Regions from separate parts of the Homo sapiens genome. Here region 2 is linked to region 1. Evidence: chromatin contacts called from ENCODE Hi-C or POLR2A ChIA-PET data. All regions are on one chromosome and are shown on one strand. The core of a region is the stretch at or near the end of the contact, and the rest is flanking DNA. Distances in the headings are between cores, read along the strand shown.

The links. A loop is a pair of places that touch in the nucleus more often than their neighbours do. ChIA-PET counts read pairs that join two places held with the same protein, here RNA polymerase II (POLR2A). Pooled maps may share reads with other maps.
Region 2: a map with no recorded cell type shows a loop between it and region 1 (3-fold over the local background). The contact joins two enhancer-like sites. A Hi-C loop is called at or near these places in 1 of 168 maps with a recorded cell type or tissue (Calu3), 4 of 37 single-sample maps with no recorded cell type and 7 of 50 pooled maps. POLR2A ChIA-PET finds 5 or more read pairs at or near these places in 1 of 52 experiments (H1).

Annotation. Positions count from the first base shown.
Region 1 is chr12:62,516,179-62,521,927 of GRCh38, reverse strand. The region is part of intron 8 of MON2 (MON2 regulator of endosome-to-Golgi trafficking); the gene reads right to left. Among named protein-coding and RNA genes, the nearest start is that of MON2-AS1, 34 kb to the right of the region's middle. Within about 2 kb of position 2,712, at least 2 of the 41 ENCODE cell types and tissues checked have a DNase peak (open chromatin) inside an H3K27ac peak, as active enhancers do.
Region 2 is chr12:62,809,923-62,815,671 of GRCh38, reverse strand. The region is part of intron 2 of PPM1H (protein phosphatase, Mg2+/Mn2+ dependent 1H); the gene reads left to right. Among named protein-coding and RNA genes, the nearest start is that of PPM1H, 120 kb to the left of the region's middle. Within about 2 kb of position 2,276, at least 2 of the 41 ENCODE cell types and tissues checked have a DNase peak (open chromatin) inside an H3K27ac peak, as active enhancers do.

The DNA of each region.
Region 1 (5,749 bases), core at 1,463-3,962:
AGCCACCACACCCAGCCACTAGCCCCTTATAATTAAGTTTCATAAATTCCTTAAGGGTACTTGTTTAAGGAATATGTGGGTACACATCCTAAGTGATTCAGAGAGCAGAAAAGCACCTACCTTGGATGACAGAAAGGGAAAATAATATAGTATAGTAGCTATTAATATACCTAATGAGTGAGAAATTCTAATTTCTAAATTCTAATGAGTGATAAATTCTAATATACCTAATGAGTGAGAAATTCTAATTTCCTCTAGTCACTCTAGATGTATTAACAGAACCTTTAAAGATTAATTATCTTCACCCTTGAACTACCTGATAGAGTGAGATAACCTGGTGAATACTGGGAAGCACATAATTCTCTAGGGTAGTCATTCCCAAAGTGTGGTCCCTGGGCCCCTTAGGAGTCCCTGAGACCATTTCAGGTGGTCTGCAATTTCAGACTTATTTTCATAATAATATATTATTTGCCATTTTCAATGCACGTGGGCCAAATGGCTGGTGCCTTAGCAGAAATCAAGGCAGTAACCCCAAACTGTACTAGTGTCATTGGATTCTTCACTGCCACGTATGATTTTAAAAAACAAAAATGGTTTTACTTAAGAACCATAATAAACGGGCCGGGCAAGGTGGCTTATGCCTGTAATCCTTCCACTTTGGGAGGCTGAGGTGGGTGGATCACTTGAGGTCAGGAATTCAAAACTAGCCTTGCCAACACAGTGAAACCCCGTGTCTACTAAAAATATTTTTAAAATTAGCCAGGCATAGTGGCAGGCACCTGTAATCCCAGCTACTTGGGAGGCTGAGGCAGGAGAATCGCTTGAACCTGGGAGGCAGAGGTTGCAGTGAGCCGAGATCGCGCCACTGCACTCCAACCTGGGCAATGAGAGTGAAATTCCATCTTTAAAAAAAAAGATTAATTTTTTTTTTAAAAAAGAGCCATAATAAACAAAACTAAAATAAAAATAAAATAGATTGATTTTGTTAAATCTGACCCATAAGTACATGTCTTTTTTTTTTTGAGATGGAGTCTCAAAAAAAATAATATCTTTACATATTATATAATATATAATTATATATATATATTATTATACATATAATATCTTATATACTTTGGATATTTTGGTGCCTGCCACCACACCCGGCTAATTTTTTGTATTTTTTAGTAGAGATGGGGTTTCACCAGGTTGGCCAGGTTGGTCTCAAACTCCTGACCTCAGGTGATCGGTCTCCTAAAGTGCTGGGATTACAGGCGTGAGCCACTGCGCCTGGCCAAGTACATGCCTTTTTAATGTTCCTTGTGACAAAACAGGAAGTACACATGAAGCGTTTTTACTGTGTATCAAAGTACCATCATTGTTGGAAGAAAAGCATAGCTGTGAACTGAGCTAGTCTTTTTACCCTGTGGAATAACATTTTCACTGAAAAAGCAAACAGTAAATCATGATTATTTACATTTGTATATACTGTACAAACAGTTTCTCAAAAATAAAGTACGCCTGTCACTTTAGGGTAAACAACTGACAGTGTTTGTTGCCAATAATAAAATTTGAGCTTTCAAACAAAAATCAGAATTTAAAAAAACTTGTATCTACCCTATAACCTAAGACTCTTCTGATATATGGTGGTGATATTAACAAATGTAATATTTGCAGGAAGTGATAACATTTGGAATATCTACACAACTAAAATACATGATGTTACAAAATCATGCATGACTAAAAGATCCATTTGAAATGTAAGACCAATGAAATGAATTTTACTGTAACACAGTATAAAAACGTTTCAGATCCTAGACCTGTAAGAAAGTGTCGGCAGGGTGTGGTGGCTCACGCAGTAATTCCAACACTTTGGGAGGCAGAGGCGGGCAGATCACGAGGTCAGGAGATCGAGACCATCCTGGCTAACGGGGTGAAACCCCGTCTCTACTGAAAATACAAAAAATTAGCCGGGCGTGGTGGCAGGCGCCAGTAGTCCCAGCTACTCAAGAGGCTGAGGCAGGAGAATGGCATGAATCCAGGAGGCGGAGTTTACAGTGAGCCGAGATCACGCCACGGCACTCCAGCCAGGGTGACAGAGCGAGACTCCGTCTCAAGAAGACAAACAAAAAAAGAAAGTGTACCGTTTGGTATAGTATCAAAGAAGAATATCCACCATTATTATCTAAAAAGGCCATTAATATAATTCTGCCTTTCAACTACATGTCTTTATGAAGCCAGATTTTCATCGTTATGTGTCAACCCAAAAAAAATCACAACAGAATGAAGACAAAAGATATGAGAATCCAGCTGTCTCCTATTAAGCCAGACATTCAAGACATTTACATTTGGAAAACGTAAAATAATTTTTTCTTTAAAACATAATTATTTTTCATAAAAATTTATGTTAACATGTAATAGGTTTAGTATCATTTCAGCTTTAATTCTTAATAAAGTAAATAATGATAGAAATAACTCACATGCACAAAAGCTCCTAAATATTTTTTAAGAATATAAAGGGGTCACTGTTTTCATAGGGCATTCAACATGATTTATTTATTTTGGGTCCTGATACCTCTGTCTTGGATCCCCAAGTGTCACTCCCTCCCAGCATTCCCCTCTCACCACCCACCCCCAGTATCACTCAGCTGAGGCGATTTCAGGGACTAGTAGGGACACAAAGGGCTGAATGATTGGAACGGTGGTGTGCTGCTAGAGGTGGCAGACAGCCAGGGCGTCCCCAGTGCCTTTCTGCTCTGGAACATTCTGTGACCCGTCGGGGTGTTTTGAATGGTAGCACCCCCTCTTCCACATGGTTATTTATTAAATGACCACTTCCTGTTGCAAAAAAAGTAATAAAAGAGTATAAAGCAGTCTTGAGACTAAAAAGTATAAGAATTATTCCTCTAGTATGTCTTCTAGGAGATGTACCATTTCCAGGTTTAAATAAAGAAAATACAGAGAAATAAGAGAGAGGCATCACACATCAACCATATATAGCTTGCCCCCCAACTACCAGGCATCTAACTTTTGCCCTTGAAGAAACTGTAGAATGCCTAATTTTTTCTAAGCTAAGATGTCCCAATGTAGCCAATTACAATACTGAGGAATTACTTTCTTATATATATCTGAAAATCTCAACTTTGCCAACTCAGTCCTAGAGTTCCTTATTAGGAACCAATGTTTTACCAGTTGATCATCACCCACAGTTCACAAGTAAAGCAGGAAAACAGGCCTTCCTCTTCCTTTAGGCAGTAACTTTCCATTTTTTTCTGTTGCTGGCTGTGCTGTCATTTGTCCCACGTTGTCCCCCTACACCCCCACCAATTAAAGGGACAAAGGTCAAAATATGGAGAATGTTATAGAAGCAATACAAGAAACTTGGCACTGTCAGCCTTGGAGAAAGAAAAAAAAAGAGAGCGAGAACTAAGAAAACAGCGAAGTAGTAAAGTGTAGTGGGGTTAAAAGTGTGTTATGGAGCCTAAAAAATTAGTTAACACCCCAGTGTTGCAGCTTATAAACTGCATCATCTCAGGCAAACTATATAAGCATCCTGGTCCTCATTTTCTCAGCTATAAAACTCAAATATGAATGTCTGCTTCATAGGGCTGTAGTAAAGTTAAAATGTATTAATGTATGCAAAGCAATGCTATGGTCTAAATGTTTATACACCCCCAAAATTCATGTGTTGAAGCCTATTCCCCAGTGGGATGATATTTGAAGGTGGAGTCTTTCGGAGGAAATTAGGTTATAAGGCTGAAACCCTCATGAATGGGATTGTGCCCTTATAAGAAGATACTTGAGAGGCTTCTTCCTGTCTCTACTCTCCACCATTTAAGAATAAAATGAGAAGACAGACATCTGCAAACCAGGAAGTACACCCTTACCAGACACCAGATATGCTAGTAGCTTGATCTTAGACTTCTGAGGCTCCAGAACTTTGAGATTTAAGCTACACAGTTTCTGGCATATTTTATATAACAGCCCGAACTAAGACAATTACTTTGTACAGTGTCCAGAACAGATGAAATCAATAAAACAATTTCATCCAAAATGGAAATTACTGAGGAATTAAGATATCTGTATCTCTGAAAAGGTTATTAGATAAATTGTTAAATAACAGAATTGATAGACAGAAACCAAGTATCTCAGCTTGGCCCAAGTATCTTTAGTCTGTCATAACAAGATAACCAGAGACTGGGTGGCTTAAATGACAGAAATTTATTTGTTACAATTCTGGAGGCTGGAAATATGAGATAGAGATGTTAGCGTGTTCAGGTTCTGCTGAGGGCCCTGTTCTGAGCTTGCAAATGGATGCTTTCTTCCTTTGTCTTCACATGGTGGAGGGCAAGAAAGTGAGAGAGCAAGCATGCTCTGGTGTCTTTCTATGAGGGAACTAATCCCATCATGAGAGTCCCACCCTCATGCCTTCATCTAAGCCTAATTATCTCCCAAAGGCCACATATCCAAATACTGTCATGTTGGGGACTGGGGCTTCAATATATTAATTTTGGGGGATATAGTTCAACCCATAGCATCAAATTTTATTTTAAAAAAAAGATGATGATGATAAATAAGTTGGGAGGTCCTGGTTAGCAACAGAAACAAAATGTGAATTTTGCATTTGTTACTATGAAGATGTAACTAGGCTGCATTACTGAGGAGAACAGAATACTTGTTTTTCCAGGACTGACTAGTGGATATGAAAAGGAAAAGGGGAACTGTTTTCTCTTCCTATAGTCTTAACTTAATGTAGTTAAGAAACATTCTAAAGAAAGGAGGAGGAGGAACCCTTCTAAGACAGCCCTGCTAATATTTAGGGAACAAGTGAGGAAGTGGTATTTAGTTGGCCTAGTGACAGGAACAAAAACTTTCTAAACATTTGGACCACCATATGACCTGGCCACCTGATTTAATAGCAACTATGGCAACTACATTGGCCCTTAAAGTTCTTCTCCTTTTTAAAAATCCCTCCTATCCTGTTGACTTTCCATGGTGACTGATATTACTATATTGTAATTATTTTCATTTCCACTATTTTGTTTACTTAAAAATATTTTTTTTTAATTTTTATGAGTATATAGTAGGTATGTAACATTTATAGAGTAAATGAAATATTCTGATACAGGCATATAATGCATAATCATCACATCAGGGGAAATGGGCTACACATCACCTCAAGCATTTATCATTTCTTTGTGCTAAAACATTCCAATTATACTTATTTATTTATTTATTTATTTAGAGATGGAGTTTTGCTCTTGTTGCCCAGCCTGGAGTGCAATCGCACAATCTTGGCTCGCCGCAACCTCCGCCTCCTGGGTTCAAGCGATTCTCCTGCCTCAGCCTCCCGAGTAGCTGGGATTACAGGCATACACCACTATGCCAGAATAATTTTGTATTTTTAGTAGAGACAGTGTTTCTCCATGTTGGTCAGGCTGGTCTTGAACTCCCGACCTCATGTGATCTGGCCGCCTTGGCCTCCCAAAGTGCTGGGACTACAAGCGTGAGCCATGGCGCCTGGCCTCTTTTAGTTATTTTTGAATGTACATTATTGTTGACTAATCACCCTGTTGTGCTATCAAATACTAGATCTTATTCATTCTATCTACCCATATTTTTGTACCCATTAACCATCCCTACTTTCCCCCTGCTCCCCATCTCCACCACCCTTCCCAGCTGCTGGTAACCATCATTCTATTCTCTCTCTCCATTCGTTCAATTGTTTTAACTTTTAGCTCTTACAAACGAGTGAGAACATGTGAAGTTT
Region 2 (5,749 bases), core at 1,027-3,526, 290 kb before region 1:
AAAGTGCTTAGAATAGTGCATGGGGTAGGTGCTCAATAAATATTATCTATTGTTGTTGTTGTTTCTAATAGTGGATTGGCAACTGCACTTCAGTATTATTTCACAGTACTTATGTTTTTTCCATAAACTAATTTAGGGAGAAGTTGTTGATGTATAAACTAATAGTTTAAGAATATTCTCGAGTTGATTCTAGAATAAATCACAATGCAATTTAGCAAAAACCGTTATAAACTTTGTACTTCCTTTTATAAATTAATGTTTTAAGACAGGTCTAAATTGCCATTTAAAAACAAAAGTCAAACTTACTAAACCTATCCTGCACCTTACTGCCTCATTATGTTGGAGGAATTGAACCAAAGAAACCTGCAATTCATATTGTCATATCCTGAGAAGGAAGCAGCATATTCATTAAAGTATATGAAATTAAGGGATTTTTTTCCTCCACTGCAGAGCAGAGTATCCGAACAATTTAGTCAAAAAAAAAGAGGTATGGTAAAAAGCGAACAACGCTGTAGGGTCATGGCTCCATGTGGACAGCAATAGAACGTGAGCCCTAGGAAGGTCTTTCATGAAGTCACTCAAATGTTTTCTCATCTCTACCTCCTCATTGGCTTATTCTTCTCCCTTTCACTGTGGTACTGTGAGGATCAGATGGAAAACTGGACATTGAAAGCCCTGTGGATGGAATGCCTATAGCAGATACTCTGGACTGTGCATTATCATCTTCACTGAGATTCCTGGAAAACTGGCCAGAAAGTTTGTGGAAATCAAACCATATAATCACATATATAGTGGGGAAACAGAAAAATATGGCAACTCTGTTTCCCCAAGGGGAAGTGATCAATCCCTTTTCTTTGGTAGTGGGAGAGACGGGGTAGAAAGTGCATTCTGTGCTCATACAGGACATTTTGTAAAATCAACGATGAGATGTCACTCAAAGTGGGATTTCTACATTTGTGATAGGCCTTTCCTGCTGTTGATATGGCCCCTCCACCGGTTGTATAAATACCTGAATAGTTAGGGTGGCAAAGGGAAGAATAATATTAAATAAGCTAAGGACTTGTGAATGCTACCAGGAGGATACCACTTTTTCCCTTCAGACAACTATTTCTAAATTAACAGTCTCCAAATCGTAAGTTAAAAACAATTTTTTTGGCAGGGTGTGGTGGCTCATGCCTGTAATTTCACAGCATTGGGAGACCAAGGCAGGAGGGTCACTTGAGGCCAGGAGTTTGAGACCCAGCCTGGGCAACATAGCAAGACCCTCTCTACAAAAAATTTAAAAATTAGCCAGGTGTGGTGGCACATGCCTGTAGTCCTAGCTTCTTGGGGCGGCCAACGTGGGAGGATAGCTTGAGGCCAGGAGTTCCAGACTAGCTTGGGCAAAATAAGGAGAACTCATCTCTACAAAAATAAAAATAAAAAATAAAGCCTGGTGTGGTGGTGCACTCATGGTCCCATCTACTCAGGAGGCTGAGGTGGGAGGATGGCTTGAACCCAGGAGACTGAGGCTGCAGTGAACTATGATCATGCCACTGCACTCCAGCTTGGGTGACAGAGCAAGACCTTGTCTCTTAGAAAAAAAATGCACCCCCAATGTGTTTGTTCATTTATTGATCATTTATTGATATATAACCTACTACTGTGTATCCATAAAGTATATAATTATTTTAAAACTATAAAGATACATTTAAAATTTTTAAATGTTTTAATAATTTAAGGGCAATAAAGATGAAAAGGCAACGTTTTAAAATAACAACAGCTAACAGTGATACAGTGTTAATTGTATGCCAGGCATTGATTTAAGTGTTTTTCACACAGTAACTCATTTACTGTCTTGCTAAGAGCAAAGACTTCCTGCTATCATTAGCTAATATCTCAAGGCAAAATTCATCATTAACAATAGCGAGTATAATTCCATATTTCAACTCTCCCCTTGAGCGTTTCAGAGTATTTTGGCTAGATATGATGATGATGATTGTCAGATATGACTGGATTGTCATTCCTGGGAATATCAAGTGCCAGCTCTGACATGTTCTTATTTGCTCATGTTTTCTATCTGTAGTTTCTTTGCAGAAATTTTTTTAACCTGTTGTCTACTATGTGAGGAATAATTTTAATTTAAAATTTAGTAGTATAATCACCAGTTAGGGGCACAGGTCCCCTGCAATGGGTTGCCATATACCAAAACTAACAGGCATGGAAGAGCACCAGCATCCCATGCACGCGGAGGATTGACTTACGTACCACGCGAGGGCGCCAGTGTCATCCCGAATGAAAACTAGGAAAGCATTTCTAACGTGTCTCTTACACGCCGACCAATTCCCCCTCACATTCATGTGCTTCGTGTGGAGAGCACTCGTCTCAGGGGAAGAGGGATAAAGAGGTTTGCAAAACTCTAGAGCTCTGTGCAGTGAGTAAAGGAAGGCAAAACCGTCGTTTCCTTAAGCTGGAACAAATACCTCAAACCCCACTCCTTGGCTTTGTGTATTTCCTCTCCTACATCTGGGTATTTCTGTTGGTCTCCACAGGAAACGTCTGAGGTTATGTCTAGAACCTCTCCTTCTCAGTTGGCACTCCATAAAGAGGGGATGGGTACCTCACAACCACCCAGATGGCTAACGCTGGCTGTTTTAGTCTATGGATTCCCCGGAGTTCAGGTGCACGTTGATGTAGCTCCTGTTCGAGTAGGGCTAAAATTTAAGCTGGTCATTTTTGACATCTTTGGTTGGCCCTGGGATCAGTATACCTGAAGCTGAATGGACACCACCTGCTTGTTTCTGAAATGACTTCAGCTCCTTGTTTAATAGTTAGATTTCTGTTTGGAACAATCTTGTATTTGTTGAAAGGCCCAAGGAGTCTTTTCCAGTTAGAACTCATTAAGTTCTGGCATACTAGATTTTTTGAAAAATGGGAAAAAGAAAATAAAATTATTAAAAAGCAGTTTCCTTTTGCGAGAAGAGAATGTGATAGTGAGCCTACTGTAGAGAAAGTCTAAAAGAGAAACTGAATTTTCAAGCTCTCAATTTTTCACCTTCTGGAATCTTCCTTCATCAGGCTGCAGATGTATTCCTGAATAGAAGTAGGTAGGCATTTGTGTGTTATAAATTGCATATAAGACTGATTCTTTGTAAATGAAATAATTTAGAGTGCAACTGGAAAACTGCCTCAAAGTTATTGTTTTGTGAGTCAGAAGTGATTTCTGCCAAATTGAATTATATGGTAAGTCAGGAAGGGGCTTGATACTGTTTTTCTTCAAGTGGAGTACACATTTAACTCATGTTTATCTGGAGCAAAAATAAGGTTAAACATTTGTTAGAATGAATATGAGTAATTTTGAAGGTATTATGTCAAGAGCTAGGTTACTCTAATTATGAAGGGTCTGATTTGCATCCTGTGCTGGTGCCCCATCAACATTTTCTGAAGCTTCCGGAAGAGTAATGCAGAGCCATTGCCGAAACATTTGAGCAATCAGACACGTATGCAATTACTAGTAAGCAATAAACAAATTAAAATAACACAAGCAACACTGAAGTGCAAGGCCACACAGTAACAGAAGCCGAGGAGATTAATTACACAAAGTTATGTGACACTGGGGAGAGGGAAAGATCCCTTAACTTGGAGTCTGAAGAACTAGGTTCAAATCCTATCTCTGCCACATACCAGCAGAGTTACTTAAACTATCTGTACCCCAGTTTCACTGTTGGCAAAATGGAGTGACAACAATTTTATTGTGATGTTAGGGGGATTAAACATAGGTGCTTGATAGATTTGTATTAGTTTATTCTCACGCTGCTGAGACATACCAGAGATTGGGTGATTTATAAAGGAAAGAGGTTTAATTGACTCACAGTTCAGCATGGCTGGGGAGGCCTCAGCAAACTTACAATCACGGTGGAAGGGGAAGCAAACACATCCTTCTTCACATGGTGGCGGAAAGGAGAAATGCAGAGCAAAGGGGAGGGAAAGCCCATTATGAAACCATCATATCTTGTGAGAACTCACTATCACAAGAACAGCATGGAGGTGACCACCCCCATGATTCAATGACCTCCGACAGGGTCCCTCCCACGACATGTGGGGATTATAAGAACTACAGTTCAAGATGAGATTTGGGTGGAGACACAGCCACACCATATCAGATGTCCTTTGAACTAAGACTTCCTTTAGGGGAAATAAGAAAGGTGAACAGAAGCAACAGGAGTTGCACAGTAGAGCGAGATGAGTACACCATTTGGCAGAATTGGAAGTCAGGAGCTCAGATGTGCAGCCTGGTCTCCCCACCTGCTCAGTGTCCCTCCAGGCTATTTAATAGTATAAGTAATTACCATTACTTCTAGTGTTTTTGCCACTCCTATGTGCTGAATACAGTGCTATACATTTTATCATTTTTAAAACATACAGTACAATTAACTTTTTCCTTTTGGTATACAGTTGTATGAATTTTAATGCGTGCATAGATACATATCATCACTGCTGCAACAGGGATTCAGAGCAGTTTCATCATGACAGAGAACTCCTTCTTGCTATCCCTTCATAGCCATACCCCTTCCCGTGTGCCCCCCATACCCCATGGTTAGCTGCACATTTAATACATGTTATCCACTCACGTGATGCCATGCACTTTGTTTTTCTAACATTCATCACACTTGTAATTACCTGATCATATTCTAGATTGTTAGTTCAAGAGCTTGAGAACCATGACATTTTCATTTTCTGCTGTATCTCTAGTGCCCAGCATGGAGCCTGGCACATAGGAAAGGAGGCTCCAAGACATGTACCATTACATGAAGTAATCTTACTGTCTGTGCCACCATTTTGCCTTGTCCTTTATCATCTTCTTCAAATAAGGAAATGGAGTTGAGAGAAGTTAAGTAACTTCCCCAAGGTCACATAGTAGTACATTTCAGAGCCCAGATTTGTCTTGATCTAAAGCCTGTGGTCTTTCTATGTTAAGACATATCATGGTAGATAGAATATGTTTGTTTTAACTCATTTGAGAATGCGTAAGTAAATATCCAGCATTTAAAATAACTAAAATTGCCCTTGGACTGTTAAATAATGTAAATGCTTAAACCTTGTTCATTTACCATATAAACACAAAATCTTAGAGTTAATACCAAACTGAGGAGATGTTCCTCCTTTGCCAACAGTATGAGGGGTGGATATGCCCTAGCTCAGAAGAGATTGGATTGAGAGAGAGAGGGAGACAGTGAGTTTCATACTGGTTATGTAGGAACGAGGCTCAGCAAATCAAGTACAGCCAGAGATGGCAATGTCTCTTCGTTTCTTTGGAGCCCCTCTGAGATTCCCAGGGTCCCAGATGCAGACTCCTTATTTGCTTGGCACACTTGGCCTCAGGGAGCTGAGAGGACACAGTCCTGGGTAAATAAAGCAAGATCAAGTCATCCCCAATCCTGGAGTAGGGTAGGGTTATGATATTCTATTGGTTTTACCAATGTGAAGTGTCTTATATAAAATCCCTATTTGCCAAGCTACTGTATTGCTTTGAAAAAATAAAAACCATTCTCTCCTTTTCTTTCTTTGTATATTTAATAAGTATTTATCGAACATCTATTCTGTACCAGACACTCATTGGGAATACCAGAGCAAATGAGACACACCTAAGTCTCTGTGAGCAGGGCTGATGCATACTGGTGTACAGAAAATGGGATGCACAGGGGCTGAGGTGATCCAAGCAGGCTTGATGGAATAGGTCACGCTTCCACCAAAAACCGAAGGATAGTTT